3 separate regions of the Homo sapiens genome follow, and regions 1 and 3 are each linked to region 2. A link is a loop called in an ENCODE intact Hi-C map of the cell type or tissue named here. Cell type or tissue: GM12878. All regions are shown on one strand. Links, peaks and the distances in the headings refer to the core of each region. The heading gives the core; the rest is flanking DNA. Region 1 overlaps LOC107983995 (a long non-coding RNA gene). Region 2 overlaps METTL8 (methyltransferase 8, tRNA N3-cytidine). Region 3 holds the start of LOC124906091 (a long non-coding RNA gene).

Evidence for each region. Hi-C counts contacts between places; a loop is a spot of excess contacts. Peaks named below come from ENCODE experiments on the same cell type or tissue, not always from the same donor. Only the 100,000 strongest peaks of a DNase experiment are listed, where the experiment ranks them.
Region 1: it touches region 2 in a loop (2.2-fold over the local background); 3 of 110 quality-filtered maps call a loop at or near these places.
Region 3: a loop joins it to region 2, with 5 times the contacts of the local background. A loop is called at or near these places in 7 of 110 quality-filtered maps.

The regions. Positions count from the first base shown.
Region 1 is chr2:171,244,203-171,254,809 of GRCh38, forward strand. It overlaps LOC107983995 (a long non-coding RNA gene), which reads right to left. Exons shown (of 3, transcript XR_923576.2): 3 at 431-805. Among named protein-coding and RNA genes, the nearest start is that of TLK1, 89 kb to the left of the region's middle. RefSeq lists an enhancer at 101-1,300. In GM12878, for the core only: no CTCF peak of the experiment used is centred there; a DNase peak (open chromatin) is centred at 4,209; H3K27ac peaks cover 305 bases.
Region 2 is chr2:171,316,444-171,327,050 of GRCh38, forward strand. It overlaps METTL8 (methyltransferase 8, tRNA N3-cytidine), which reads right to left. Exons shown (of 10, transcript NM_001321154.2): 8 at 9,599-9,705; 9 at 9,398-9,463; 10 at 1-7,919. The coding sequence ends at 7,729. Among named protein-coding and RNA genes, the nearest start is that of METTL8, 110 kb to the right of the region's middle. RefSeq lists enhancers at 1-239, 1,342-1,401, 2,129-2,228, 2,707-3,529, 3,675-3,724 and 3 more and silencers at 316-610, 1,917-2,119, 7,536-7,830. In GM12878, for the core only: a CTCF peak has its summit at 3,830; DNase peaks (open chromatin) are centred at 2,269, 2,858, 3,008, 4,018 and 1 weaker place; H3K4me3 peaks cover 2,367 bases; H3K27ac peaks cover 5,000 bases.
Region 3 is chr2:170,966,831-170,977,437 of GRCh38, forward strand. LOC124906091 (a long non-coding RNA gene) reads left to right here and starts at 1,081. Exons shown (of 3, transcript XR_007087293.1): 1 at 1,081-2,633; 2 at 3,109-3,229; 3 at 6,138-6,691. It overlaps GORASP2 (golgi reassembly stacking protein 2), which reads left to right. Exons shown (of 10, transcript NM_015530.5): 10 at 1-300. RefSeq lists silencers at 6,646-6,955, 7,096-7,345. In GM12878, for the core only: a CTCF peak has its summit at 6,732 (motif pointing right); a DNase peak (open chromatin) is centred at 6,691; H3K4me3 peaks cover 740 bases; H3K27ac peaks cover 1,007 bases.

The DNA of each region.
Region 1 (10,607 bases), core at 2,113-7,112, 72 kb before region 2:
TCCTAAATTATTAGAATTTCTTGAGTGATAGGTGTATCTTTTGTTATTCATAATGAGCTCCTTTTGACCATACTAGAGTTTATGTTAATGAGGTGACTCAGGGTGGCCTTAGATAGATTTAGGTTGGGGACTGGTCCCCAGAAAGACCAAACATGGGATCAGAGGGTTGAACATTTAACCCCACCCTCCAACCTCCCGGGAGGGGAGAAAGGCTGGAGATTGAGCTCAATCACCAATGGCCAATGATTTGATCAAACACACCTACAAAACAAAGCTTTGATAAATACTCTTGAACAGTGAAATTTAGAGAGCTTCTGGGTTGGTAACATTGATGTGGTGGGAGAGTGGCACCGTGGAAGAGGACATGGAAGTGTGACTGTAACAGGTTCCTTACCTAAAGCATGGCAAGTGGACACACTGACCTCAAGGATTGCAGCAGAGAAAGGGTTTAATAATCATAGGGCATCTGAACAAGGAGATGGAAGGAAACCTCAGATTTGCCTCCCTGAGGAGTTTGTAAGGGGTTTGGAGTGGGCTGAGGTGTGGGGATTGCAGGGTGAAGTCATGGACTGGAGAGATGAAGAAACTGCATTCTCATGTTGATTCAGCTCTTCTGTGGGGATTGCAGGGTGAAGTCATGGACTGGAGAGATGAAGAAACTGCATTCTCATGTTGATTCAGCTCTTCTGTGGGGATCCTCAAACTGGTTGTGGATGTCAGCTGTTCTGCTGGAATTCAGGATCTGAAGAACATCTTAAGCAACTCTTAAACAAAAGCCTCATGATTCCAACATCCGAAATCCCATCTATAGAAACAATGTGGATGCAAATGGTCAGTATCCAGTGCTATGTGACTTTCAGTTACAAGTAAGTAGGCCAAAATGCAGCCTATAATTAAGCCTCATGCTTAATTATAACTATATTTCTGTCCAGAACCTGGCATGAAATTCTTGTCAACTCTGTGATTGAAACCTCCTTTGCAAAGATTATGACAGTGAGAGAAATCTAACATGGCTGACTCCATCTTGCTTCTAGTCTCACAGGCTGGCTGTCTTTGCTCATTCCTGGGGATAGGCCAAGGTAACTGCGAGGAATATAGTTCATAGTTTAAAGCAAGAATGAGAAGAGTCCCTCCCTGAAACTGATCCCTTGTTTGTTCAGGGACTGAAACTGCCTTTGTAATGGGAGGGGCCTGACTTCTGCCAAAATGCAGGCATAATTTCTCTAATCTCTTACTGCTCAGGAGTCATGTGGCCAGAGGTCACAAATCTTGTGACTTCCCCAATTGCTCCTGTAGGAAACATCCCTGTTGTGGAACCTAAGATTGGTCTTTTGAGATGTTTTTCAGACTTTTGCATTCAGGCAACTGATTAATTCCAACTGGACTGGTGACTTATGACTCAACCAATCCTGTAGCCCCACCCAGAGGCAGACTCAGCACATAGGGACTGTTTTCCACACTCTTATGCTTTTATTCCCCAACCAATCAGCAGCACCCATTCCTTAGCCCCTGCCTGCCAAACTATCCATAAAAACCCTAGCCCCTGAGTTCTTGGAGAGATTGATTTGAGTGATAACATCCGTCCTTCTGCTTGGCTGTCTTGGGTTAATTAAGCTCTTTCTTTACTGCAATACCATGGTCTCAGTGAATTGTTTTGTCTGTGCCGCAAGCTGGAAGCACCCGTTGGGTGATTGTACAAGGACAGTTTCAGAAGCTCTCCACTTCCTTTCTCCCGCAGCCTTGCCCTATGCATCTCTTACATGTGGCTGTTCCTGAGTTGCATCCTTTATAATAAACCAGTAATCACAAGCAAGGTGCTTCCCTCAGTTCTGCAATTTGTTCTAACAAATTATCAAACATGAGGGAGGGTGATGCGAACCCCCAAATTTGCAGCCAAATAGGATAGAAGTGTGAGTAGCCTAGAAACCCAGGAATTCTACCTGGCATCTGAAGTGGGGGCAGTCTTGTGGGACCATGACTTTAACCTGTGGGGTTTGCACTAACTCTGGGTAGTTAGCATCAGAGTTGAATGGAATTGAAGAACACCCAGTTGGTGGGAGATAACTGGTGAATGGATGTTGGAACAATGTGTTGGAAAAGACACTGTAACCACCCAATGGTTTCACTTTGCCCACTGCCTAGACAGAGCTGATTTCTAAAGACAGGGGCATTGTAACAGAGAAAGTGTAATTCACACAGAGCCGGCTGTGTGGGAGACCAGAGTTTTATTATTACTCAAATCAGTCTTCCTGAGCATTTGGGTATTCGGGGATCAGAGTTTTTAAGGACAACTTAGTGGACGGGGGGAAGCCAGTGAGCTGGGAGTGCTGATTGGTGAAGTCAGAGATGAAATCTTAGGGAGTTGAAGCTGTCTTCTTGTGCTGAGTCAGTTCCTGGTGAGGAGGGGGCACAAGATCAAATGAGCCAGTTTATCGAACTGGGTGGTGCCAGCTGATCCATCAAGTGCAGAGTCTGCAAAATATCTCAGGCAGTGATCTTAGGAGCAGTTCAGGGAAAGTCAGAATCTTGTAGCCTCCAGATGCATGACTCCTAAATCATAATTTCTAATCTTGTGACTAATTTCTTAGTCCTACAAAGGCGGTCTAGTCCCCAGGCAAGAAGGAGGTTTGTTTTGGGAAAGGGCTGTTATCATCTTTGTTTTAAACTATAAATTAAGTTCCTCCCAAAGTTAGTTCAGCCCATGTCCAGGAATGGACAAGGACAGCTTGGAGGTTAGAAGGAAGATGGAGTCAATTAGGTTAGATCTCTTTTGCTATCTCAGTCATAATTTTGCAAAGGCAGTTTCAACACCACACATTTGGTGTCAGAAAAAACCCACACATGGATATATGCAAGGTTAGGATCAATTTTTCCCCAGTTGGTTAGATGATGCCACATTGTAGCACTTGTCACACTATGTTGAACTGCTTGTTTCCTTGTCTGTCTGTTCTATTAGACTGTGAGCACATGGAAGACTAACATGGGCCTTAATGCAACTTCATTCACATACCAGGGGGAAATCCAGGTTCTGCAGGCCTGAAGCTTACATAGTTTGGGGAAGGAAGGATTTTTCAAAAGAATACAAAATTAGGTATGAAGAAATCACAACCAATTACAAGTATAAAAAGCTAATAAACACAACATCTATGAAAATGAAATGTTTTTCTTTATTAACTGCCTGACACATCTCTATATTTTTCCTACTTTTTTGGCTTGTCTTCTTCGATTACCTCTTTCTTTTTCTTTTCTTCCTATTTTTTTTTTTTTTTCTGAGACAGAGTTTCACTCTTGTTGCCCAGGCTGGAGTGCAATGGCTTGGTCTCAGCTCACTGCAACCTCTGCTTTCTGAGTTCAAGTGATTCTCCTGCCTCAGCCTCCCAAGTAGCTGGGATTACAGGTGTGCACCACCACACCCAGATAATTTTGCATTTTAAATACAGACGGGGTTTCACCATGTTGGTCATGCTGGTCTCGAACTCTTGACCTCAGGCGATCCACCCGCCTCATCCTCCCAAAGTCCTGGGATTACAGGCATGAGCCGCTGGGCCCAGCCTTCGATTACCTCTTTCATATGACAATAATTTATAAGATCATTTCCTATATTGAATAGAAAGGTCGTTCATGCTTTTCTCTAGCATGGTTGATCAACATGTTTTCTAATATTTCCTAGAAAAGCTTATTTCAGTTCCCCAATTCATTATTGCTAAGTCATGTAAATTTTTACAAATGCTATCAAATTTTGGAAACCTCTACCAAGTGTCTTACATAGATGGGTTATAACATTTCAGGGCATTTCAAATTATGACACAGTGACTAAACTTAACTGTTCTTTGTATTGACCATACTCCTATTAACCAGTGTATCATCAATGCCCTGCACCATCAGGTCACAACATCAGATGACTTGTCATGTTGAAGAGTACAAGTATTCCTACCAGCCATTCCTAAGCTGGGATGGCCAGCATAGCTTAACTATTTACAGAAATGGCTGCCCAAACACATAAACGTATCCCACTAAAGCCCAAATAAATGTATTCCTAGCCCAAATTACCTTAGAGGAATCTCAAAATGACTGTGAATCTCCAATGCCACTAGACACAAGGGAGAACTGAAGTAAAGAGGAAGTCAAAGTGGAAAGAGATAGTAATCTTAATCAATTGTGGTTAGAGTATCTTACCTCTGCAAATTTTGCAAAAACATATGACCACATAAATATATCGCTAGGTGCCTTCTTGGAAGAGGCACATGACACTGAGGGTCTTTGAAGCTGAAGCTTTACTGGCTTCATGTCAGATTCCTGCCTGCCTCACACAGTACTGGTCACAAAACAGGTACTTTACAAGTATTTGCAGAGTGCACGAATGAGAGTTCATCTGTGTGCAGTCTGTCGAACGGCAGTAATGATAGCATGGGCAGGGAAGGAGTGAGTAAGTGCTTTGAGTCCATTACCCTAAGTCAGGGACTGCCTGTGTCCTTTCCTTTTAAAATTTGTTCCAATGTAGTAGAAGAAATACAAGGTTCCTCTGGTTAAAAACAGTGAAATGATTAAATCTTTACAGCTCTGAAAATAACTTTTGCAGCACATACCTCATAGTCTGTCCTTGCTGCCTAAAAGCAAAGAGAGCTGGCAAATCCACTGGGTAATAAGGAGGCCTCCAACCTCCCTGCCGCCTTCATTTTGAATATCCACCCCCCAACTCCGCCACCCCGCAAGTCACTTTGCCTCAATACCCTGACAAGCATCTTGATCATTTGGGGGCATTCTTTAGAAACTTTGATATGAAAAGGCCTTTCTCATCTTCAGATCAGTGCTTAAGTTCTACATTCATCAAATACAAAAGTGAAAAGAAGCTTTTAAAAATGTCATTGGCACTCACAGGCACCATCAGGAGAATGCTTGCACAAACTGTTTAGGGAATATTTCTGATAATAAGAAGCAACATTTCCAAAATTTGAAAGAATAACTTTAAGAGTACATATAAAAACACATTCCATTCTAATAATTTGGGCTACTGATATCCTACCTAAAAAACAAGCTATTTGCTAATTTCACAGAGTATGGTAGAGGTCAACATTGCTGTGTGTCTTATTTTTCTCTTATAGTTTCAGTTCTGAGTTGTGCCCCAAGTTGGAAATTATGGGAAAAGTGTTGTGACTTAGCTGGGAGTCAGAAGTGAGCCTCAGAGTTGGCTAGCAGAAGCAAATTTCACAAAGTTTGAGAAAACTAAGTTCATAGAAATAGGTTATAGAATGGATAAGGGGTCACAGATAGGAGTGCCAGAAACACACCCAGGGTAGACGCCAATTGTGTTGGATTTATATTTGCAGTTTCTCCAATATTAGGTAGTCCCCCACCCAACTAAAAATTCCACATAAGAGATATTTATTATTCTTGGGGTACTACTCAGCATCTGAAACTTCTTCCTATGTTTGGGGAATCCTACTTTATGAGTCTTAGTGGGAAAAAGTGCCTACTTCCCACTTCAGAAGCAGAAAATGCCAGATCTTCATTTCCCAGCTCCCTTACTGGAAGGTGGTGTTATACAATGTGGGCAAAGCCAATTAGAAATATCTGCCTTCGACTTTGAACCAGTGACACAGGACATAGATACTGCAGAGAATCCTGTTGTTTTTTTTTTCTTCTTAAATCAGCCAGAAGTAGTTTCTGTCATGTGTAACTTGTGACCAAATTATAGCTTCTGACACCTTGGTCACAAGTAAAATGCTATTTTAGGGGGCCTGAAGGGCACTTTGAAATCCTGAGTAGTTCCCTTTAAGGATTCAAATATGACTTTGGGCTGCATTTTAAATTTTAGGCTGGGTGCAGTACCTCATGCCTATAATTCTAGCACTTTGGGAATGAGGTGGGAGGATGGCTTGAGCCCAGAAGTTCAAGACCAGCCTGGGCATCAAAACAAACTCTGTCTCAACTTAAAAAAAAAAAAAGCCATGTGTGTTGGTGTGGGCCTGTGGTCCCAGCTACTCAGGAGGCTGAAGCAGGAGGATAGATTGGGCCCAGGAGTTGGAGACCTCAGTGAGCTATGACTGCACCACCACACTCCAGTCTGAGTGACAGAGCAAGATCTTGTCGACATCTGTTGGGATCATTGATCTTCTTAGTAACAGTGAAACTGGAGCAAGTATTAGGAATCTAATTTTACAGCTTAGGAAAATGAGGCACAGAGAGCCAAAGTGCCCTGTCCAGGTGACAAAACTCATTTAATGGCAAAGCTAGGGATCTTGATATCCAGTCCTGTGATCTTTCTCTTCTTGCCTTCATAAATCTTTTTTTTTTTTTTTTTGGAGATGGAGTCTCACTGTTGTCACCCAGGCTGGAGTCAGTGGCTCGATCTTGGCTCACTGCAACCTCTGCCTCCCAGGTTCAATAGATTCTCCCGGCTCAGCCTCCCGAGTAACCGGGATTACAGCTGCCCACCACCATTCCTAGCTAATTTTTGTATTTTTAGTAGAGATGGGGTTTCACCATGTTGGCCAGGCTGGTCTCAAACTCTTGATCTCAGGTGATCTACCTGCCTTGGCCTCCCAAAGTGCTGGGATTACAGGCGGTGAGCCACCACGCGCAGCCTCCATTGTAAATCTTTATCATGCAGGCAAAAGAAAAGCAGAGAGAAAGATGCATGATCAGAACTCAATTCATATAAAGATCAGAAAGGTCGGCCGGGCGCAGTGGCTCACACCTGTAATTCCAGCACTTTGGGAGGCCGAGGAGGGCGGATCACGAGGTCAGGAAATCGAGACCATCCTGGCTAATATGGTGAAACCCCGTTTCTACTAAAAATACAAAAAAATTAGCCGGACGTCGTGGCGGGCACCTGTAGTCCAGGCTACTCGGGAGGCTGAGGCAGGAGAATGGCGTGAACCCGGGAGGCAGAGCTTGCAGTGAGCGGAGATCCCACCACTGCACTCCAGGCTGGGCGACAGAGAGAGACTCCGTCTCAAAAAAAAAAAGGCTCAGAAAGGTCATCAAAATGACCTGATGCAGCTTCCAAATCTCAAAAACAGGACCTGGAAGCAGCAGAAAAAGGCTTTTGAGTCCCGTGCTTTTTTACTGCTAAAGAGACAAACCAAGAGATTCCTCCTTCTTCTATCAGCCAGCTTAGAGTGTGACCAATTGTGAGGGGCAGTGAAAAGATAATCACTCATCACTTTTTCTCTGTTTAAGAATGACCTGTGTGAGGTTATTTTAAGAGGAGAAATTACTGCTAAAATCACAGAGAGTCGTAATCAGTCATAATTTTACTTTCTCTGGTAAAATTCCCAAAGGAGATATTTGTACTGAATAACACACTTAAAACAAACCTGTTGTGCAGAATCCATTTCAGATTCCTCATAATGCTTCTGCTTCATATAAGAATTCAGCTCTGTACAGAGTAACCTGAACAATCATCACTCCCAGGATATCAAACCCCAAACAGTAATGTGCATTTAATGAGAACTTCAAGGAACGTTTCTTAATTTGGAAGAGGTGCTGTCTATAGGCAATGATGGTAGTTATTACAGGCAACCACTGAGAGTTCAGCTGTTGTGTTAAAAATAAAAGGTCGAATTCAGTCTTGGAGTTTCTCACAGATTATGTTCTATTCGCATCGACAAATAACAAAATGCTTTGGAAAGTTATTCTTTTGTGTACGCTATTTTAATTCCAATCTTTATCTAGATTTGGTTAAAAAAATGTTTGGTTGATCACTTATGTCCTTTATTACCCAGGCGCAGACAATGGATCGCAGATTGAGCTCAGTGCAGAGTGAATATCTGGTTGTTTGTGGAAGACTGGGGAGTAAGTCTAGCCAAAAGGAAAGGTCCACTTTTTTTCTTTCTAATAAGCTTATTATTTTAAATCAGTTTTTGATTTACAGAATTTTTGTAAAGATAGTACAGAGAGTTCTTGTATGCCCCAATTGCTAACATCTTACATTAGAATAGTACATTTGCTACAATTAATGAACCAATATTGATGCTATTATCAACAGAAGTCCAGAGTTCATTCAGATTTCCTCAGTTTTTTTCCTAATGTCCTTTTTCTATTCCAGAATCCCGTCCAGGACAGCACATTACGCTTAGCTGTCATGTCTCCTTGGCTGTAACAGTTCCTCAGTCTTTCCTCGTTTGTGAGGACCATTTGAGGAGTACTGGTCAGGCATTTTGTGGGATGTTCTTCAACTGAGATTTGTGTAAAGTTTTTCTCATGATTATATAAGGTTATGGGTTTTGGGGAGGAGGACCACAGAGGCAAAATGCCGCTTTCTTCATATCATATCAATGGTACATACTATTAACATGACTTATTACTGTTTATGTTTGGGAGCCCCCTTTTTCCTCTCAATCTCAGGGACCTTCTTCCAGGTCCCCAAATAACACTGACTTCTCTCTCTTTGTGTGTACGTTTTTTGTTTTGTTTTGTTTTGAGACAGAGTCTCGTTCTGTCACCCAGGCTGGAGTGCAGTGGTGCGATCACAACTCACTGCAACCTCCACCTCCCGGGCCCAAGCGATCCACCTACCTCAGCCTCTTGAGTAGCTGGGACTACAGGTGCATGTGCCACCACACTTGACTAATTTTTTTCTTTCTTTCTTTTTTTCTTTTTTTGAGACGAAGTCTTGCTCTTGCTGTTGAGGCTGGAGTGCGATGGCACAATCTCAGCTCACTGCAACCTCCGCCTCCTGGCTTCAAGCAATTCTCCTGCCTCAGCCTCCCAGGTAGCTGGGACTACAGGTGTGCACCACTATGCCTGGCTCATTTTTTTGTATTTTTAGTAGAGGCAGGGTTTCACCATGTTGGCCAGGCTGGTCTCAAACTCCTGACTTCAGGTGATCTGCCCACCTCGGCCTCCCAAAGTGCTGGGATTACAGGCGTGAGCCATCAAGCCCAGCCACTTGACTAATTTTTGTATTTTTTATAGAGATGGGGTTTTGCCAGGTTGCTCAGGCTGGTCTTGAACTCCTGGGCTCAAGCAATCCACATACCTTAGCCTCCCAAAGAGCTGGGATTATAGGCGTGAACCACCATGCCCAGCCTTTGCTTTCTCTTTTGATTGATTATTGTAATTTTGAAAGTGAAATTGGGGATCAAATATTCAAAGGTGGAGAGAATTCTACAAATTATAAACATAACCAAAGAGAAGCCTCCTTGTCTACCTCAGCCTCTGCCTTCTCATTGCTGCCCTGAAAAATCGAATCATCTCAGACTGATGAGACTCTTTTCACATCAGAATATAAACCAGGTGATACTGTCAGTAAAGGACAGGAGGAATTGCCAGTTGTGTCAATCATATTGTCCAGTACATTTCTAGACAGCTTTGCTTTGGCTAAATATAGTTGTAATGCATTTCTGTTGCTAAGCACCATATTTTTATTAGCCAAGGTACTCTATTTGAAAATGCAAACAGAGCCTGGGTCTTGTAATGAAGTGCCTGGGTAAAAAGGGACAGAGTCTAAATGTCATTGACTTTGGTAAGTGCGAACTTCCAGAATGGTGTGGTACAGTTTCCTAAATCCACCTTACAAAAGAGTCCAGGGAATGACCTGCTTTCATCTTGCAGCCTACTTCATTTTATTGCCATGTCTATGTGTCTTATTTCACATATCTTTCCCGTCAGTTACAGAAAGACTGAGCTACAGCTATGGCCGCTGAGCTGTATCTATCCACAGTCATGTGGTTCAGGTGACAACGAAACAAATAGCTCACTCAGATGAACATTGGCTCTCCAGAGCAAGGTAATCTATAGGAGAGGAACAAAAACTATATATTTCAAATCTTTCCTTGTGAGGAGATTCTGGGGTTATATCAGACAGTTCAAGGAGCCTATGAGTTGCTAAAAATTGCAGCAGGTGACCCATGGAGGTTTATGTAAAAAATTCTTCTCTGGCAGTTGAAGAAAAGCAGAATGAGTGTTTGCCTTTCTCAGTGGCTTAAGAATAACCTTCTCCCAAAACAGGCATAGACTAAATGTATTAGTCAGGGTTCTTAGCTGCAAATCAGAAGCCAACAGTAGGTCATTTAAGCAGAAAAGGCATGTTTTTGCAGAAGTCAGCAAATGTGACCTGGCATTTATTTTTGTATGGCCCACAAGCTAACAATAATTTTTACATAATTAAATAGTTGGACAAAGAACATTTTAAAAGATGGATATTCATGACCCATGAAAAGTATATGAAATTCACATTTCAGTATCCATAAATAAAATGTTATTGGAGCACAGTCACACTCGCTTGCTTAAGTACTGTCTCTTGTTGCTTTCATGCTATAGTGGCAGGATTGAGTAACTACAATGAAGATTCTCATATATGGCCTACGAAGCCTAAAATATTTATTAATGTCTTAGTTGGCTAAGGCTTATTTATTATAAGCTTATTTATTAATGGCTTATTTATTATAAGGCTTATTTATTAATGGCTTAGTTGGCTTAGTAGTCTATGTTATTAATAAAATAACATAGACTAGGTGGCTTAAACAACAGAAATATATATTTTTCACAGTTCTGGAGACTGGAAGTATAAGATCAAGATGTCAGCATAGTTGGTTTCTGGTGAGGGCTCTCTCCTTGGGTTGCAGATGACTGCCTTTCTGCTGTGCCCTGCACAGCAAAGA
Region 2 (10,607 bases), core at 1,920-6,919:
GAGAGTGAGTTAGGGAGAGAAAGCATGGAAGAAATGTGAGTAAAACAAGGAAGATTATAATGAAGCTTTGTCTCACTAATCTCCAGAGCCCAGGTGTTCTATTAAGAAACAAAGCTGCAAATGAAGAGACATCTCAGAGAGTGGTGGATTAAGAATATATTCATGGAAAGGATAGATCTTCCTTGCTTTTTGGGATCCTGAATTTCATCTTTCATTTGGATTAAAAAGAAACTTAAAAAATATCTTGTAGAAAGTCAAAGTAAAGATATAAATATTAAAATAAATGAGGGCTGCGAAAGAAAAAGTATGAGCAATGAGAAAAGCAATTATCCTTGGAGGCAGAAATTTCTTTCTTGTTTCAATGCAGCATGTGATACTGGCAATTTCAGCCATTCTCTTTCAGGCAATTTTCAGTGCGAGTGCCAAATGCTGCTTAGGGGGATATGTCTCTGCTCACCTGAGGGAGCAGGGCACAACTAAAGATGTAAGGAGAGCGATCGCATTCTTTACGCCAAGCATTCTGTTTAGCAGGACTGCCTCAGGAGGAACACAAGTTGCTCTCAGGAGGCAGAAGGTGAGAGAAATGAGGCAGCAATTACATAGTGTTGCTTGTGCTAAGTACAGAGCATTAAAAACAAAAAACAAAAAAGCCCCACTAATGCAGTGGACTCAGCAGCGGGCTCATTGCTAATTTTAGGAAGTCACACAGGTTTAGTGCTTGCTTCCAGCGGAAAAGCCTTAAAAGCCCAAAGGGTGACTGTCCTCCAGTGTTTTTTGAAACAACCAACACTTGATATATAAAGGTTAACTGAGGAAAAAATTAATTTCTGCGTTTTCTGCAATGAACTAGGAGCAATGGATTGAAAATATTTGGCCAAATAATTTTTATAAGCATAACAAAATTCCATTTTTCTGGACCAAACCTCATCAGCCCAACTAGGAAAGACGATGCTGGAGCTTTAGGAGGCAATCAAAGGCTCATTTTATTTGATAGGTAACATCTGATACAGAAGCATTTCCCGCCCTGGGCCCTGGATCTACTCAGTGCCTACCTGCTGGAGAAAATCAAAGATAAAGACCCAGATCACTGGGATGCCAAGGACACAGCTAGCTGGACACTATTTGAAGTCTATGTGCTCAAGTATTGCTTTTTTTCCCTCTTTATGTAACGTTAACGTGTATTTATTCATTCAGCTAACTCTAGCTGTTCCTTACTTAAGGTTAAGTGGTTGTGAAACCACAGACACTGTAGAATCAGAAGCTGTTGTTTTAAACTCTTGGCCAAGTAGCAGTGCCTTGTAGCTTGCCTTTGCCGAGCTCCAGGGGCAGCTGAGGGTGGGCTGTCTGACCATCTGGAGATTTCAGTGTGCTCCATCCATCTCATGCCAACCTGACTTGCCAGAATTAGGGTCACTGTGCTCTGAGACACTTTGAGATGATGCTCAAGGGAGCTGTGCTCTGCAGCCTCCTGGGTCCCTTCTGCAGGTGCACTTGCTTTTTCAATCTGATGCTATTTTTCTTACCCTCTGTAGGCACTCACACGCAGAACTATTATTACTTGCTTGTTACTGCATGTTGCTGATTCATACTCATAGGAAAAAGTAATTTTATCTTCAACACCTCTTCCTTGTCATTTAAGACATATGTTAATGAAAGACAGATTTTGGCATCCACTTTTCTCTGTAGCTTTGAGGCCACAATATAGATTCATTATAAATGAAGATGCAACTGTTATTTTACTTCTATTTATATTTATAACTACACCAAAGCCATCTTGCGGGTACCTTTGCGCCTCTCAAATCCCCAACCATATTCCAAGAAACCGTATTCCAAGAAATGCTCAACATTTCATGCCTGAATTGGTATTAATGTGGCATTAATGTACATACAATGTTTTAAATAACGATGTTTTCACTCATATTTTATTATGGACACCTCCTGATTTCACATATTTTACATTACCCTAGAGCTGAATCCTTTTGAAGACATTTTAAGGGTTTTTTTTCCCCACTGCAGTACAGAATGCTTTTTTTCTTTAAGCGAGGAGTATGCAAGTGAGAGTGCTCTGCGAGGAGGGATGCCAAGTGGAAGGCTGAAGCCTGAGGGGGTGGGGCGAGTGCAGAACTAGGCAGAAGCAGAATGCTGAAAAGAACTGATTGAAAGCTTTTTGCTTTGTCATTCCTCTCAGTTCCTTTCCTTCTCTTCTTTTCCAATTTGTAATTGTGGACAAGTGTAACCTACTTATTTGCTAGAATGATTGGATCTAGAATGAGCCATAACCTTGAAGGTCGTCTGAAACAAACTCCTCTCCACTGCTATCGTTTTCTGCTTGACTCAGAAAGCTCTTTCTTCCCTGGTGCCTTTCCCAGCAGCATTTGGGCCCATCCATTACAAGAGCAGCAAGTAGAGGTTTTGGAATCAGAGAGTTCTGGGTCCGAGTTGTGACTCTGCTACTTACTAGATGTGGTATCCTGAGCAAGTTACCCAACATCTCTTCTGTAAATGGTTATCATCAAAATGAATTCCTAGGAGTTTGAGGATTAAATAATGTGTATAGTATACACAAAATCTAGCATTCAGAGCTAAATTAAGAGTAGCTAAGCAGTTCAATAGGAACTAGGACCCATGCTTCCTGTTTGACTCTGAGGCAACACTTTTTTCCATGGAAAGATACTGTCTTTCTTACAATGTCTCATAAAACCTTTGAAAAAGTCACTGTTGCTGGAATACTGTGTGTACTGCCTTGTAGATTAATAACAATACCTCACATATATTTAATGCTCTAGAATTGACAATGCACTTTCACAAGCGGGGAAAATACCCACGCCAACACTAAGTCTCCTGATGACTAACAGAGGCAGGAAGCAGGAGGAGCAGAGGCTTTGAAAGAGGTCGATTAGTGATGCAAATGTGAAGTTATCTGCACTTGTGAGGAGCATAACAAACATCAAAACCAATTAGAAGTAACAATGTGTGATCTATTCAGGCTTCAGGACTTTGATGAGTTGGAAGTTTTGGGGTTTAACAATCCAGATGGTTCTGATAGCTTTAAGTTTTGCCTCCAAGAGGGCAGCTATCTGCATATGGGTGAATTTTCACGTACAAGCTAGAGTACAGCAACGACTTAGAATCACACACGGGTAGAAACCGGGACGTGTTCACAATTTGTAGACAAAGCATATGGAATCGAGAGAGGCAAAGCAAATAAGTTCTCAGAAGTCAATGTTAAATGGGTGTTTCAATACAGGCAAATGTGTCATACCGAATGCAAAACTTTTAATAATAGAAACTGTTATCTTGACTTTCTCACAACCTTCGGAAACAGTTCCTCATGTGTGAGAATTTTTACATTTGGACGATGCTCAAAAGTGAATTTTTAGAAATGGAGAAAAAAATGAAGGGTGCATTTAAACAATATATTCCATTGTTTCTGTACTGTAAGAAGATGAAAGAATATACCTTTTACTCCTGGAAAGAAAATGGTCCTTTTGAAATTCAGCTCTCTCAGAAGATGAATTTTTAAATATCAAACTCTGCCTAACCAACTGGTCCTAGCTTTATGGATGTGAGGGGTAAATTAGAATTTCATGCAGTTATCAAATATTTTAAACTAATACCCAAGCAGTTACATTTGCAACGCTTCATGATTTCTTAACATCTATAGACAAAATTCCAAATAGGTCTTTCCCTTTTCTTTCTGTGCCAAAATCTACATTTCTATCTAGCAGCAAACCCCGAGAAGGAAGTTGTTGTAGGTAGGTTAAGAGACAGAAAGACTGACCAGGCAAGCAGAAGACACTGGTGGAAATGGCCCTGCTGCGCAGCCATGTGGAATAGGAAGGCTATGCTGGACAGAGCCCAAAAGAGACCAGTTTGTGTCTCACAGTCCAAATTTGGTTGATGTATTTTTGAAGCTTCTAAAGGTTAACTCACATGCTGTAATACATTATAGAAAGACACGAAGCCGAATTTTACTGTGCCAGTCAAGAGGCTGGCTTGAATCCGCTATTTAGAACTGAGAGAGACAGTACAATTTACATGTGTGAGAATGTGAGAATAATTTTACCTTCTGTTGTTTTTGAAACCACCTTGGGCCATGATTTTTAAACGGAGACACAAGGAGATCTGCTGGGGTTCCCATAGCAACATTAACTTATCTAAACTGCCCTTGCTGTATGTAATACTTTCATGACTAGTTTGGCTTTTTAATGTACACTTTAATTATGAAATACAACTGAGTTAAGAGTCTTGGGCAAATTTTAATGTTTATATTTACTGACTTATGCATGTTTAAACAGAAAGCTTGATAATTGTACTTTTGAGGACTTGCCATCAAGGCAAGTTTGTGCAAAAACCTTTATGTGGTCTTCCTTGCCACTGATCTCTGACCTCACTCCATTCCATTCTATAGACAACTCCTCAACCTCTCTCAATACATTTATAAGACACCATATCTCAAACTGATCTCAGATGGCTCCAGTTCAGAGACTAGAAGTCATACACCTGCTAGTCTAGGTTATCTACAAGCTGACCCCCTTCCCATCTTTTCTACCTATCCCTCATCATTAATGTCCCACACCACACTTGTCTTCTCACCATCTGCTGAGAATGTACATTCAAGAACTAGCCTGAGACCTACCTCCCCCAAGAAACCTGATTCTTCTCCATTCTTTTTCAGAGCTAATCTCTCTCTCTCTCTCTGGAAATACTATTACTACTGCTACCACTGCTATATGATGTGTTGGCTGTGACTGGACAGCATCCCTCCCCTGGTGTTTTTTGACAGCAGTGTCTTGATTTTCCTTTGAAGAACTTTCTTCCATTCCAGGAAGTGAAATTTCCTTCCACTCCAGGTTGGAGTGCAGTGGTGCGATCTCAGCTCACTGCAACCTCTGCCTCCCAGGCTCAAAAGATCCTCCCAGCTCAGCCTCCTGAGTAGCTGGGACAACAGGTGCGTGCCACCATCACTGGCTAATTTTTGTATTTTTGGTAGAGATAGGGTTTTTCCCATGTTGCCCATTCTGGTGGCATCATCAATTAAGCTGCCCTGCCCCAGCCTGTTAAGAGATGAACCAATGACTAAAGCTGGACCAATGATATTCTTCTAGAAATTGGATTTTAAGTGAATTCAGAAAGAAAAAACAGTTGGAACTTAATTATTCCAATGATGGTTCTTTCAAGAGAGTATTTATTTATTCTAGGTTCTGTGGTTCATAATCAAAGTCTGCTAGCTGGTAAGTTCCCTATTTGAGTGTTTGTATATTGTCTTAGATCATGATTTACAGGTTTGGGATATGCACATTTTGTTTTGCCAGCTGTACTCTATTTATGCTCCCTGAAGAGCATAAACAAGGCTGGGTCTTTATTGTTCATATTATTCCACTGAATTTAGCACTCAATATGTAAGTAGTCAATAAATATTATGTAATGAGTATGAGACTAATCTTAAAAACTTCATTTCTACAAAATGTGATTTGCAAGCCAACTTATGTCCTTTTTGAAGCAAGGGAGTAAATAAATTTTTTTTTTTTTTTTTGATACGCAGTCTAACAACTGTCACCCAGGCTGGAGGGCAGTGGTGTCATCTCGGCTCACTGCAACCTCTGCCTCCCGGGTTCAAGTGATTCTCCTGCCTCAGCCTCCCGAGTAGCTGGGATTACAGGTGCCCACCACCACGCCTGGCTAATTTTTTTTGTATTTTTAGTAGAGACAGGGTTTCACAGTGTTGGTCAGGCTGGTCTTGAACTCCTGACCTCATGATCCGCCTCCTCGGCCTCCCAAAGTGCTGGGATTACGGGCTTGAGCGACTGCGCCCGGCCCTCGAGGGGATAAATACATTTTTAACTGCCACAATTTAAGAATTCTCTTGGGTATGACAGTTGTCTTAAACAGAGCTTACCACTGATACCAGAAAGGGTCTGGATCCAGACGCCAAGAGAGGATTCTTGGATCTTGTGCAAGAAAGAATTGAGTCCATACAGCAAAGTGAAAACAAGTTTAAGTAAAGAATAGGCTGGGCGCGGTGGCTCACACCTGTAATCCCAGCACTTTGGGAGGCCGAGGCGGGCGGATCACAAGGTCAGGAGATTGAGACCATCCTGGCTAACATGGTGAAACCCCGTCTCTACTAAAAATACAAAAAAAAAAAAAATTAGCTGGGCATGGTGGTGGGTGCTTGTAGTCCCAGCTACTCAGGAGGCTGAAGCAAGAGAATGGCGTGAACCCGGGAGGTGGAGCTGGCAGTGAGCTGAGATCACGCCACTGCACTCCAGCCTGGGTGCCAGAGCAAGACTCCATCTCAAAAAAAAAAAAAAAAAAAAAGTAAAACATAAAGAATGGCTACTCCATAGGCAGAGCAGCCCCAAGGGCTACTGGTTGCCCATTTTTAAGGTTATTTCTTGATTATATGCTACACAAGGGGTGGATTATTCAGGCCTCCCCTTTGTAGACCATATGGGTAACTTCCTGATGTTGCCATGGCATTTGTAAACTATCATGGCACTGGTGGGAGTGTAGCAGTGAGGACAGCCAGAGGACACTCTCATTGCCATCTTGGTTTTGGTGGCATTTGGCCGGCTTCTTCACTGCAACCTGTTTTATCAGCAAGGTCTGTATGACCTGTATCTTGTACTGACTTCCTATCTCATCCTGTGACTAAGAATGTCTTAACCTCCTGGGATTGCAGCCTAGTAGGTCTCAGCTTCATTTTACACAGTCCCTATTCAAGATGAAGTTGCTCTGGTTCAAAAGCCCTTGATACAAGAGCTTGTCAGCTTACATACCTTTTTTTTTTTTTTTTTTTTTTTTGGAGACAAGGTCTCACCATGTCACCCAGTTTGGAGCGCAGTGGTACAATCTCAGCTCACTGCAACCTCCGCCTCCGAGGCTCAAGCGATCCTCCCACCTCAGTCTCCTGAGTAGCTGGGACCACAGGTGTGTGCCACCATGCCTGGCTAATTTTTGTATTCTTGGGAGAGACAGGGTTTTGCCATGTTGTCCAGGCTGGTCTTGAACTCCTGAGCTCAACCGATCTGCCTGCCTCAGCCCCCCAAAGTGCTGGGATTACAGGTGCGAGCCATTGCACCTGGCCTAACAACTTGTATATCTAAGAATAGCCTGAAAATAATGTCAGCATGGGCTGTACTTCCCCAATTTTAGGAAAGGAAAGAGGAACTAAAATTCTATTTCAGATATGAGCCTCTGAATTTCAAAAAAAAATTGGGAGAAAATAGACAACAACAAGACAAAAAATAATACACTTTGACCTTGGGCTTGTTGTAGCTTTCCCTGGAAATAAGGTGTGCTTTCTCTCTGCAATCAGATGACAATGGGAAGAGTCTGACTGTGTTTGGGAACTGGTTTACTAAGCCTAAACAAATAAACAATTTTTTTTACTTGCAAAAAATGTCAAGTTACATTTTCTCAAAATTACTTGACATAATACTAACTTAATTGAATGCTTATAAAAATCAAGGAACAAGCAAAATGGTTAGATGTAATAAATTCAAACAAGCTTGAGCATATCAAGTTTTCAAAGCACAGAAAAAGGCATACTGTGCTGAACCACTTACATGTGCTTAAAATGCACAAAGGAGCTCACCTATGACAAAACGGCAGGAAATACAAATTCTCTTCTTTTTTTCTCATTGTCTTTTGAGAAACAATAGACTTACAGTAGTCCTTGAATAGCACAGTCCTCTGGCTTTGTACCTTAACATGTTACAAAGTTCAGTCTTGTGAAAGGAGTGTAGATACCATATTGGAGCTATTCTGAGTCTGGTGCAATGGTTTCTGGAATTTGCCTTGAATCCACACTCGGTGCATTTTCACTTGTTTTTTCCTATTAACTTGTAAGCGGCGATCAACCAGATTTTGCTTTTCATCTAAACTGGCTTTGCAGAACATACTGTGGACTTCCCCTGTGAGACAAAAATGGCAATAAAAGATATGACATGTGACTAGAGATGGGGGAGGTCAGGAGTAGAACACTGATGGAATAACTGACCATCTAAATTTCATTTATACAAGAAACACTCTCTAGAACAATTTGGTGAAGGAAACCTGTGAAACCAAGCGAGTTTCTTCTATTTCACAAAAATACACCATGCATATAAAAATACACCTGTTTACAGACTAACACGGCAGACATCAACAGATATATAAAACTATTGGTTGCAGCTTTCAATATTTTGAAAGGTGCTCCCTTTCTGAGTTTTTGTTGGTTTACAGAAACCCAAAACGGCAGATTATAAAAGTACTCACATAAATTTGGGGAAATCCTTGAATGCAGCATTCACTTGGTACTGTTAGAAATGCATTTTTAAAAATGTGAAATTGGTTGGGCATGGTGGCTCACGCCTGTAATCCCAGCACTTTTGGAGGCTGAAGCAGGCAAATCACCTGAGGTCAGGAGTTCAAGACCAGCCTGGCCAGGGTGAATCACTTGAGGTCAGGAGTTTGAGACCAGCCTGGTCAAATGGTGAAACCCCTTCTCTAATAAAAATACAAAAATTACCTAGGCGTGGAGGTAGGTAATCTCAGCTACTTGGGAGGCTGTAATCCCAGCTACTTGGGAGGCTGAGGTGGGAGAATCGTTTGAACCGGCGAGGTGGAGATGGCAGTGAGCTGAGATTGTGCCACTGCACTCCAGCCTAGGCAACAGAGTGAGACTCTGTCTCAAAAAAAAAAAAAAAAAAAAGAGAAATCAGCTAGAGATAAGTAATTTTCCTTCTTTCTATTTTGAAAATGTATTGTTTTTTTAGACATAAGATTCACTCTGCTGCCCAGGCTGGAGCACAGTGGTCCAATCATAGCTCACTGTAGCCTCATCTGCCCCAGCTCAAGTGATCCTTCCACCTTAGCCTCCCAAGTAGCTAGGACTACAGGTATGCACCACCAGACCAGCTAATTAAAAAAAAATTGTTTTGTAGAGACAGAGTCTCATTTTGTTTTCTAGGCTGGTCTCAAATTCCTGGCTTCAAGCAATCTTCTCACCTTCATCTCCCAAAGTGATGGGATTACAGGTGAGCACCCCTGTGACAGGCCAAGATAAGTAATTTTCTATAAACTTATCAAATGTCCTCCTTTGGCTGTGGCTATCATCAATTTTTTTCATATCTAGGCTAACAATATCTCCAAAATGGAACAGCCTTCACCTTCATCTGGGTATGAGGGTAAAACAAGAGACTTTAAAGCAGTTTAACTGGAAAAAGATTAAACAGTAAACGGCCATTTTCAACCTTTTATGTAGACCAGTAATAAGCATCAAAGTATGAAGACATCTAATGCTTAATCAATGACTGAAGCCTCAGTTTCATAGCTTCTGAGCTATAATCAATGAGATAATAACTAACAAGAACGATTATGACCAATTATTTCCTTTTGTAGATTAGCATACCTTTTGTAAAGAAATATGCTCTGGTACCATCTCCTCGAACATAAAAATTTTCAGATAAACAATGTCCTGAAAAAAATTGTGAAAAGAGAAACTCTTAAGGGTATTCCTTTAAAAAAAAACAACTAAATACTTTGATGTGAAATATAAACAAGGCATTCTTTAGAACATTTAAAAATAACCTCAAACTGAATATACTATTACCCTTTTTAAAACGAAGCTGAGTCTTATCATATCTTCCATAGTCTCGAAATAACAGCATTCCCCCAGGTTTCAGTAACTTGGACAGTCGGTTTACAACACCTTGCATCCTTTGGAAACAAAGTATTAAAAAGATACCCAGTTTGTAGAAATCTTGTTTTATATGCTGGATTTAACTTTGTTGAAGACAAAATAAGAAAAGCTTGATAAGGCCAAAGAAATCTAAACCATAAACATAAGGGTAACAAAAATAAAAATATTTTGTAAAGAAGAAAAAACCAAAACCAACTTGCTAAATGACTAGATTCAAAAGTCCTAGAGTATCAAGAAATCACCCAAATGATCAGAGTGGTAACTTCACAGAGCTTGACGTATGATGTCAAAGCTAAACTTCAAAACCACAGATGTTTCCTGGTACTTACAGAAAATTAAGGTAGTTCTGAGATAGACAACAATGGAGTGTGCTTCATTTTCCTTGCAAGATAAAAAATATGCCAAAGCCATCCCAAGTTGTACATATCTAAAGAGGGAATATCTTTCCTCCAAAACGAGCTCATTCTCCTTTTCTTTATTTAGTTCGGAGGTACCACCATTTACCTCATGAAAGAGAAATTATTTTTCTTCCACTGTCCTCTCCATGTGGCCATAAAATTCTATGTCCTCTTTAATTTTTATTTTTAATGACATCTTTGATATTTCCTGTCTTTTTTGTTTCCCATTTGTACTCCCTTAGTACCAACCCCTATCTCCTTAGGCCTGGAAACAAATCTGCTTCCTAACACGCTGTATTATTCTCCCTGTCAATCCTTCCTGCATGTTATCGATGAATAATTCTGCTTAAAATGATAATTTTGTCAAATCATCTCCTTGCTCAAAAACTTTCATGATTTTAATCCATAGGATAAAATTTCAATTTCTTAGTTGAGCTCTTAAGATCTCCTACTACTGACCCCAATTAATCTTACCAACAGCTTTCCAATCTGAAGCAGCTCCCCTAGCCAAACTGTCATGC
Region 3 (10,607 bases), core at 3,726-8,725, 350 kb before region 2:
ACCAGAAGGTGGCACTCTGTGGCTCCTTGTAGTATTATAGCTATACTGGGAAAGCATAGATACAGCAATAAAGTACAGTAATTTTACTTTTTTTCTTGTGTTACATCTAAATTACAACCCTTAATTGCCACGTGTGCACTTACTACTCTCCAGTATGTCTTATTACTCTCCAGTATGTCACGCATCTTTAACTTTTCACGTCCTATGTTTGCTTTCTCCCATTTTTAAGAGATGGTAAGTTAACTGGAATTGATTTACTGAATGAAATTAAATGCAGATATCCCTGTTTTTGAAATAAGACAAAAGTGCTTCCTCAGTTATTGCCCTGGTATGAGTCTGAAGATGCTCATCCCCTGCAGGGAGGACGTGGCTGAGGTGGCAGCACCCTCACATCACCCTCATGTCACTCACCCCTGGCCGCCCTGCTGGACACTCGAGGTCAACGCCAGCCCAGCACTCTCCCAGGAGGCCCAGTACCAGCCAGTTTTGGGAGTAGATCCGTTTCTGGGGCCAGGTTTGTACTTAAAACTGAATGATGAAAGAAGGCTCCAGCCCTAATCATAGCTGCTTCTGTTTACACTGTGTAAATGTTTCTAGAATATTTCAGTTAATCCCATTTTTTGAAAAGAAGCTTATAACAGGTGAGGAAAGTATTCACAAGCACATTTAAATGTTATGATTTTTGACTTTCCAGGATAGGAAAAGTTGAGAAAGTTACTACTTTGTAAAAGATTTCTTAAATATTAAGATCTCCTTAATATTTGTTGTTTTTACGTTAAAAAATATTAAGGAGATCCCTTAGTGGAAAGCAAGTAAGTAATTTTTAAGTTTTACAAAATGATTTTTTTTTAAACAGTTCTTCCAAGGCAATGCTTGTGAACTCTGGTGCAGTCACAGCTCTCATTTGGCAACGACGGCAGGCTGGGCTCTCTTCCTGGGCAGATATCTGTAGCATAAATGAAACACTAATCTCTAGGGAGATTGAGGGACTTTTTTTTTTTTTTTTTTTTTTGGAAACAGGGTCTCGTTCTGTCACCCTGGCTGGAGTGCAGTGGCTTGATCTTGGCTCACTGCAGCCTTGGCCTCCTGGGCTCAAGCGATACCCCCACCTCAGCATTCCACGTAGCTGGGACCACAGGTGTGTGCCACCATGACAGTGAGGGACTCGACACTCGACGAATGGACACAGACTCAGGCTAGATTGGCTCGTTGGATCTTCCCTGAGGTGGAAAATACTTCATTATTTTCTGCTGTCTTCAGAAAAGCCAGTTTCAGTCTTTAACAGTGGTAGATTTGGTACCAGGTTCCAGAAACACGATGTAAGAGAGAGTTTCCCTGACAGTGGGCCACTCTCCGTGGCCTTGTAGGGAGACAGACCAGGGAGTCAGTCCTTAGGGCCAAGGCAGAAGGATTGCTTGAGCCCAGGAGTTGAAGACCAGCCTGGGCAACATAGACCCTGTCTCTACAAAAAATTTAAAAATTAGCTGGGCGTGGTGGCACGTGCCTGGAGTCCCAGCTACTCAGGAGGCTGAGGTGGGAGGATCCCTTGAGCGCAGGAAGTCAAGGCTGCAGTGAACTGTGAGGAAACCATGCAAGGTTAGGAAAAGTCTTGAGTGTTTGTGTGCATGGGGCTGGGGCCTGTGTGCTGGACTAGGGAGTTTGAGCTTTGGCTTAAATACGGCAGTCATGAAGGCTGGAGGGGCAGCACAGTGGGGGACCAGCTTCAGGAGGGACGCTCACCTGAACCCCCTTTGCTAAGACTCTGAGTCTAGGATGACGACTGTGTTACTCTGTTCTGACACTGCTATAAAGAAATACCCAAGACTGGGTAATTTTATAAAGGAAAGAGGTTTAATTGACAGTTTCACGTGGCTGGGCAGGCCTCAGGAAACTTACAATCATGGCAGCAGAAGAGAAGCGCAAGCAGGGGAAATGCCAGAGGCTTAGGAAACCATCAGATCTCGTGAGAACTCACTCTCACGAGAACAGCAGTGGGGAAACCACCTCCATACTCCAATCACTTCCCACCGGATCCCTTCCTCCACACGTGGGGATTATGGGAACTACAGGAAGAGATTTGGGTGGGACACAGCCAAACCATATCAGTGACTTTACCTTTTCCCCTCTGATTTTTGTTCCTGTTTTATTTTTAGTCCATTACTAATTGTGCTTACCTGGGAGCAGCTTAACTTAGCTCATTTTCTGAAAATTCTGGAGACCTAGAAATGGCCTTGTGGCCTCTTCCTCACCTGAAAGGCACCTACTAAAGCTCAAAGATGGCTCTGCCTTGGATGTCCAAAATTTCTGCTTTTGACTATAGTGAAGATGAGACTGGTGAGCTGCTGGAGCTACGGTAGTGACATGGAAGCCCTGATCCCACCTTTAAGGAACCTGTGGTTTAGGCGGGAACATGAGGCAACTTCATGCAAACTGCAGCAAGTGAAGAGTCTCAGCTGAGCAGAGACCTGGAGAGTCTGGGTGAAGGGAACATTCTCTGGCACCTGAAGAAGGCTTAGCCAGACCTACATTTTAGCAGGTGGAGAAGGAGTTAAAAAAATCCAAGCAGGAGCCCTAAGGGAGCTCACAGTAGGAAAGCCATGGGTGTTAAAGCCTCCAGCAGCAGTTGGCTACAGGTGCATTTTATTAGAAAATTTAATACATCTTATTTAAAGGATTTATTTGTGAAAAGTTTTTTCTTCCAGAGAGTGGCCCGATTTTATCAGTAACTTGTGAAGGAAGGTTGGGTCTTCTCCCTGTGACCCTGAAGATGAAGGTCTTCTTTAATTATCTGACTACCCAGCAAGGTTTCAACCCTGTCTTCAGATTAGAATCGCCTCAATTAGAATATTAATTCCTGGGCTCTTGGAGTTTTTAAAAACTTCCCCAGGGAGGGTGGACCTGTAACTGCGGGAGGTAACAGGGGCATAGGAAGGTCATCGTTCTTGCTAGGTGTTTACTTTTACCACTAAGCAAAGTGCACAGGTTAGAGGAGGGATCCTTTTGTCATTTATATATATATATATATATATATATATATATATATATATATTTGCATTAGATCTAGGAAGAACAATTTCCGACTTGGCTAACCAAAGTGTTCCTTTATAGGCCTTTTGCATATCGAGCCAATTGATAAAATGGGGAATTAATGCCACAGCCAGTTATTCAAGCACTAGAACAAGAAGACGTGGAAGGGCAAGTGGGCCCCACTCCCAGCTGGGGGCTGCAGGTGAGGGGGATGGGGAGGGGTGAGGAGAGTGAGAATGTGCAGCAAAAGAGCAGAGGAGTAAGGAGTGCAGACAGGTGCAGATGCCGCCCCACTGCCTCTCCAGGGAGTTACACGAACGTGGGTACTCTGGTCACTGACAGTTTAGAGAAAACGCCACACTGCAGCCATTGATGGAGGTGGGCCTCGGACTTTCAGTGTTACCAGAGTTGAGGTTACACTGTATTTCCTGGCAAGAAATAGATACAAGCCCATGCTCCATGAAGGCCGCTGGGGTTTGGGATAATAACAGTAGCCAGCATGTATTAAGTGTTTCCTGTACATGGGGTGAATAATGAGATAAGACAGTGCTCTGCCCAGCAGACGAGAGGAAGCAAACAGGTTCCCCCTAGGCATGTTTCCTTTGAACTCCCCTGTATATATTAAAATGTGAATTAATTGCCAACATTTAAAAATCAGAAGGTTTCACATAAATCCAGATTTCTGGTTTCTCAAAGTCACAAGATCTGGCAACAGATCAGTCCTACAGGGAAATGAATGCCCCTTGGAGTCTCTGTCCTCCAGTCTCCAATTCCCACAGCCCCACCTGCGTGCGCCAGCCCCCCTCCCACCACCCGCAGGTGTCTGAGTTTGCAGAGCCCTGTGTTATCCTGGTAGTAACACAGCTGAGTCTGGGGAGAGGGGAGGGATAGCTGGGAAACTGAGGTTTCCTTACAGTCAGCGGGGCCAGAACCCGTGGGGACCCAGGATTAGGAAACAAGGTCCTTCACGGATTTCATTATTTAGGATCCAATGAATCGTGTGGAATGGGCACTAAGGTTAGCAAAATTTGAAGTAGTTGCTTAGACTGTAAACCTGATGGAGAAAATGTCCCTGGACAATGACTGGGACAGTAACAGCAATTTGAGTTTCACTAGTCTCTTTTCCTAAAGCCATATTCTGGGTCCCCAACCCATTGATCATTTACCTTAACAACCAACTCTATTGGAATTGATCATTCTCTTTTCCAGAGACCAAGGGTTGTGAATAAGAGTTCATGAATCCCTGACTGGCTTTCTTGCCGTCCACTCTCCATGGCCTTGCTTCCTGGGGAGGGGCCTGTTTGCCCAGCTCTGCCCAGGCTGGCCTGGTTTGAGACCCATACTAAGAAGTCTGCCTGAGGTTCAGGGCAAGCCTCTTCCAGAAGCACTTGAATTATGGTGGCTGGGGGTGGGGTTACAGGAACTTCTCATTTCTTCTCATAAACTTGCATATTGCCAGAATTTTTAAAACCACAATTACTTTTTATTATTTTATTTTACTTTTTTTTTTTTTTGAGATGGAGTCTTGCTCTGTCACCCAGGCTGGAGTGGAGTGGCGCAATCTCGGCTCACTGCAACCTCCCAGGTTCAAGCAATTCTCCTGTCTCAGCCTCCTGAGTAGCTGGGCTTACAGGCATGTGCCACCACGCCCGGCTCATTTTTGTATTTTTAGTAGAGATGGGGTTTCACCATGCTGGTCAAGCTGGTCTTGAACCCCTGACCTCAGGTGATTCACCTGCCTCGGCCTCCCAAAGTGCTGGCATTACAGGCGTGAGCCACCGCGCCAGGCTTCGAATTGCTTTTTTTTGTTTGTTTGTTTGTGTTTTTTTTGAGACGGAGTCTCGCTCTGTCGCCCAGGCTGGAGTACAGTGGCACTATCTCTGCTCACTGCAAGCGCTGCCTGCTGGCTTGACGCCATTCTCCTGCCTCAGCCTCCCAAGTAGCTGGGACTACAGGCGCCCGCCACCACGCCCGTCTAATTTTTTGTATTTTTAGTAGAGACGGGGGTTTCATCGTGTGAGCCAGGATGGTCCCGATCTCCTGACCTCGTGATCCATCCGCTTTGGCCTCCCAAAGTGCTGGGGTTACAGGCGTGAGCCACCGCACCCGGCCTGAATTACTTTTTAATCACTAACAACAATGGGGTTATTTTGATCTAGGGGGTGTGGATGAATGGGAGACTTACAGAGCCAGAAAAAGCCCTGTTCCGGGCCAGGCGCGGTGGCTCACGCCTGGAGTCCCAGCACTTTGGGAGGCCGAGGCAGGCGGATCACGAGGTCGGGAGATCGAGACCATCCTGGTCAACATGGTGAAACCCCGTCTACTAAAAATACAAAAATTGGGCGTGGTGGCAGGTGCCTGTAGTCCCAGCTACTTGGGAGGCTGAGGCAGGAGAATGGCTTGAACCTGGGAGGCGGAGGTTGCAGTGAGCCGACATCATGCCACCGTACTCCAGCCTGGCGACAGAGCGAGTCTCTGTCTCAAAAAAAAAAAAAAAAAAAAACCTTGTTCCATCTCTTCTGAAGCCTTTCATTTCAGTCTGTCCAGGACGGCCGCTGCTGCAGGGCCGGGGAAGCTTTTTCCCCAAGCAGCGTCATGACTGGTCAGACTAAGGGAGCTCTCTGCTAACAACCCCCAACACTGTCCCTAGATTAGAATTATCCATGAAATTTCCCTGAATAGACTTGCACTGTGACTGATTTGCAATGCTGTGTTGTGTTTGTAAATCAGTTTGGCCAGAACCGTGTAGCTCAGACAGCTATGCTGAAAGAGCCCAGAAACACAATGGCAAGAATCCATGTTGTACCCAGGCGCTGTTTTGGCTTCTAGAGCTCTGGAAACAGTGTTAGCGTCAGGTAGTGAAGTATGCATGGTTCCAACACGTTCACTCGAGATCAGTGGCTAAACAACCTGTGTGCTTCTCGGTGGTGAGGAACAGAACTGCTAGAGGAGCCTCATAAAATCAAGAAGAAACAGATGCCTGTTGTATGAGTCCAGGAGCTCAAAGCTCATTCCGATTTTAATAAACAGTTACTTGCCTTTGTCTCTGTCAAGGTTTTGTTTTTAAAGGGCATGAAACTTTAGAGACTAATTCATTTCCCCAAATTCAGATCTCTCTTAGGTAAGCAGTACAACCTGAGAAAAGAGGACAACCCTCTGGGATCTTTGGCACCGTGACGCTGCCATATTCCAGGAGAGGACAGGTGAGGGTTCGCTGTGGCTGAATCGGAAGGAGACAGAAGAAGCAGGGACGAGCCACCGGGCAGGCCTCAGGACAGGCTTAGGTTCTGAACTTGATCCCATGGACTGGTGTTACCCAGAGTGAAGAAAACTGTCTTTCCTCCTTTAATACCTATATATTTTATTTTAGCACGTATTGGGGAAAAAATAATAGTTGCATTGGATATGGCTAATTTTACGAATTAACTTCAGTGAAAAAAGGGAATGGTTTTAAAGAGAAGTGATGGGTGAGTTCTTGAGTTAATTCCCTCAGGGGAAGCAGGTGCGCCTGGAGAGCTCAAACCGAGGCCCCTGCTTCACAGGCGGGCGGGCTTTGGGGTAGGAGCTGAATCCACGTAGGTCTGCCCGGTCCCACGCCTCAGTTCTGTCCCCACGCGGCAGGTTCCTGGAACGACATTCACCTTTGTTCAGGAACTCCGGTCTTACCGCCGCCCACGTGGAGTGGGATCCGAGCCAAGGGGGCCTCCCGAGCGGGGACTACAGTGCGCGCCACGGGCCACCAGGTGGCGCCGGGAGCCTGGGAAAGCCGCGCCCCGCCAGCGGCCGCGGGGTCTCCGGGCCGCCCTCGCAGGGCCCCTGGGCGGGGCCGGGGCGTCGCGGTGGGGCGCTTTCCGTTCTTTGGAAGAAGGGCTCTGGTCCCCCGCTTTCTTTCCATCTCAGACCCAGTGCGGAAACGTGGGGGATGAGCCTGGGCGCCTTCACCAAACGGAACCCCCTTTAATCTGATGTGAAGGCAAATCTCTCCACCGGGGGACCCGTTGGGTGCGGCGGAGACACCCTTCGGTGGCTGAGAAACCCTCAGACGCCGTGGAAGCACCAGGGGTCTGAGCGCCCAGTGCGGGAGGTGCGGGGCCGGCTTCCCTCCCCGGGGCTGGAGCCTTCAGGAGCGCCGCCCCCACCCGGCTTCCTCCGAGGGCAGTGCTGGACTCTGGCCTGGCCCCTGGCCGGCCGCTGCCCTTGGCCTCGTCCAACCCACACCCGCGGGGCGGAGGCTCCTGCTGTGCACAAGCCCGGGGCGCCGGGGTGGGGCGGCTGGGTCTGGGCCCAGGTGTCCCGAATCCAAAAGCATCCCACTGCGCTGCCTGTAAATTAGCGATTTCGGATCTAGTGATGAGCAGAGGGGACAGAATAGCCCAGAGGCCGGGTAACTAACATGTGCGGGATCAAGGAAGGCGTTCGTGGGCAGCTACTATTAGGGCTTTGAAGAATGCATAGAGGTTCTCTTAGGTGGTCAAAGTGGAAGGAAGAGGTTCTCTTAGGCAGAGGGAACAGCGTCTGCAAGGACACACAGGAATGTGGCACGTGGTGTGTCCCGGAACTACAAACAGCTCTGGTTGCTGGAATGTGAAAAGTCAAGTATGGAGTGGTAGCAGTTGCCACAGAAGGGGGAGCGGGGCCAGATCGCCGAAGGCCTTGAATGCCATGCTCAGGGGCTTAGACTGCACTGCCCTGGGGAGTTTATAAGGGGGATGGATGTTTTTTGTTCTTGGCAGTGAAGTACCCAGGGAGCTTGCCCCTTACATAGGTCAGTGGTCTGAAAAACCTCCTTTTTGGCAAGCAGGGGCCTTTCGTGAAAGAAAAAAAAAATCATATGGCACATAGATTCAAAAGCCAGGCCAGTGTGGAGCTGCCGGCAGTTTCCCTGTGAGCAGGAGGGAAAGGCGGGGCATCCCTGAGAAAGGAGCCATAGTCATCCCAGCCGGATGGCGTGGGAGAAATCTCAGGAGTCCATTATCCCCAAACACTAAAGTCCAGCAAAGTGCTGTGCCACATGTCATCCCCCACCCTCCACCTGCCTGCTGTAGTTGTGGCTGGAGGAGTAACTCACATTTTCCCTGGTCTTGTAGCAGACTGGGAAGAACCAAAAGCTGAATAGGGTGAGAGCATCCTCTTTCTTCTTCAGCTCTTTAGCCAAAGGACTCTTTCAATCCTGAGCTCGGAAAAGCAACCATGGACCAGCACTTCTCAACCCTGGTGGCTTTGAAAAACACTGTTGCCTATGGATCAGGGACAGCATTGTGGAGATCCTCCCTCTCAATTCCTTCATTTTATAGATGAAAACAGTGAAATCCAGAAAGGTTAAATGTCTCTCCAACAAGCATACGGCTAGGGGGTGGTAGAGCTGGGTCTATACCTAGTACCCAGGTGGAAATCGGATCCAGGGATTCTTTCAGCAAGCCTGAGACCCGGGCAGGTGTGGGGCGGGGCCGGTGGAGCAGAAACAGACCAGGCTGCAACTGCAGGGCTGCATGGAGGACCTGGGTGCAAGGTCCTCGGGGGACTCGTGGGGGATTCTCAGAACCCAGCCCCCAGGGCTTTTAGTATCTTCATTTTGATCACAATTTAAAATAGCAGTGGTTTGTGGGGGTTTTTTTGTTTGTTTGTTTTTCCCAACAAGGAGATGGTGTAGTCAGTGATCAGACCTCGGTTGTGAAGTCAACTCGATTCAGCCTAGTCAAATGGCCGCTCGCTACTGGGGGAGCTTCCACCACTGCAGGGGCCATGCACCTGGCTTCAGCATTCTTCCTGGGCACGGGCATCCTTCTGCCCCTGCAGACTGGCAGAGCAGCAGAGGCAAAGTGGACAACTAGGGTGAGAAAGTGCTACAATGCGACCTGTGAGGAGGGGAGGTGGCCTCAGGGGTTATACCTGTCTTCAAGCCTTGGTGTCGTGGACAAAGTCTGACTTAAAGTCCTCTCCAGCACCTAGCTCCCAGCAGGCACTCACCATATGCCGCACAAAGGCACAGGCGATGAGTGTAGCTCCATGTGCTGGGTGCTAGGTTAGAGTCGAAGGGGTGGCAGTCAGTGCCTGGCATGTGGTGGGCACTCACTGGGGTTCTCTGCCTGGGCCACTCCCTTCTCTGGACCCTGGACCCTGGACAGGGATTTGAGTGGGGAGGGGCCTGCCTTCCTGGGAGGAAGTTACAGAATGGAGCAGGGTGGGGAGGGGAAGAGGTTTCAAACCATTTCCCACCGCCCCCTGGGGGGCATGGGCTATCTCTGGAGGTATGCTGTGCATGGGTCAGTGTGACCGAAAGGCAAGGGCTACTCTGCCTCTGACACCCAGGTCCGAGGCTTTGTATTCTTGAATTTGCCATCCAAAACCACAAAGTTGTTTTAAAAAACCCACGAAGTTGTTTAAAAGATACAAATTTAGGCTGGGTGTGGTGGCTTATGCCTGTAATCACAGCATTTTGGGAGAATCACTTGAGCCCAGGGGTTGGAGACCAGCCTGAGCAACATAGTGAGATCTCCGTCTCTACAAAAAATGAACAAAATCAGCTGGATGTGGCGGTTTGAGCCTGTAGTACTTAGAAGGCTGAGCTGGGAGGATTGCTTGAGCCCAGGAAGTTGAGGCTGCAGTGAGCTGTGCTTGCACCACTGAACTCCAGCCTGGGTGACAGAGTGAGACCCTGTCTCAAAAAAAAAAAAGAAAAAATATATATACATACATACATACACACACATATATCATTTGATCCTTAAAGAACAGAGCTGTCGGCCGGACGCGGTGGCTCACGCCTGTAATCCCAGCACTTTGGGAGGCCGAGGTGGGCGGATCACCTGAGGTCAGGAGTTCAAGACGAGCCTGACCAATATGATGAAACCCCGTCTCTACTAAAAATACAAAAATTAGCCGGGCGTGGTGGCATGTGCCTTTAATCCCAGCAACTCGGGAGGCTGAGACAGGAGAATCTCTTGAACCCGGGAGGCAGACGTTGCAGTGAGCCGAGATCACGCCACTGCACTCCAATCTGGGCAACAAGAGTGAAACTCCATCTCCAAAAAAAAAAAAAAAAAAAAAAGGCGGGTGTGGGGAAGAACAGAGCTGTCTTGCACCCTGACTACATTTACAGACTTCACTCAGAACCAGAGAACACTATTTATATTTTTCCCCAGGTGGGTCTTGGATCCAGTGTTTAAGCAAAAAACTTTTCAAAATTCCCCAATACAATTGTTTTTCTGTTAAGAAAATTAAATAGCTCATTAAATAACTTTAAAATCTCAAAAAGCTGTATCAGACATGACCCATGGAAGTTAAATGTAATTTATTAGATATTGCACCATGGGCCGGGCCAACCAACATGGCAAAACCTCATCTCTACTAAAAATACAAAAAAATTGGCCAGGCGTGGTGGTGCCGACCTGTAATCCCAGCTACTTGGGAAGCTGAGGCAGGAGGATCACTTGAATCTGGGAGGTGGAGGTTGCAGTGAGCTGAGATGGTGTCACTGCACTCCAGCCTGGGAGACACAGAGTGAGACTCCGTCTCAAAAAAAAAAAAAGATAAGATACTGCACCATGAATTGACCGAATACTCTCCCCTGCCATTACTTT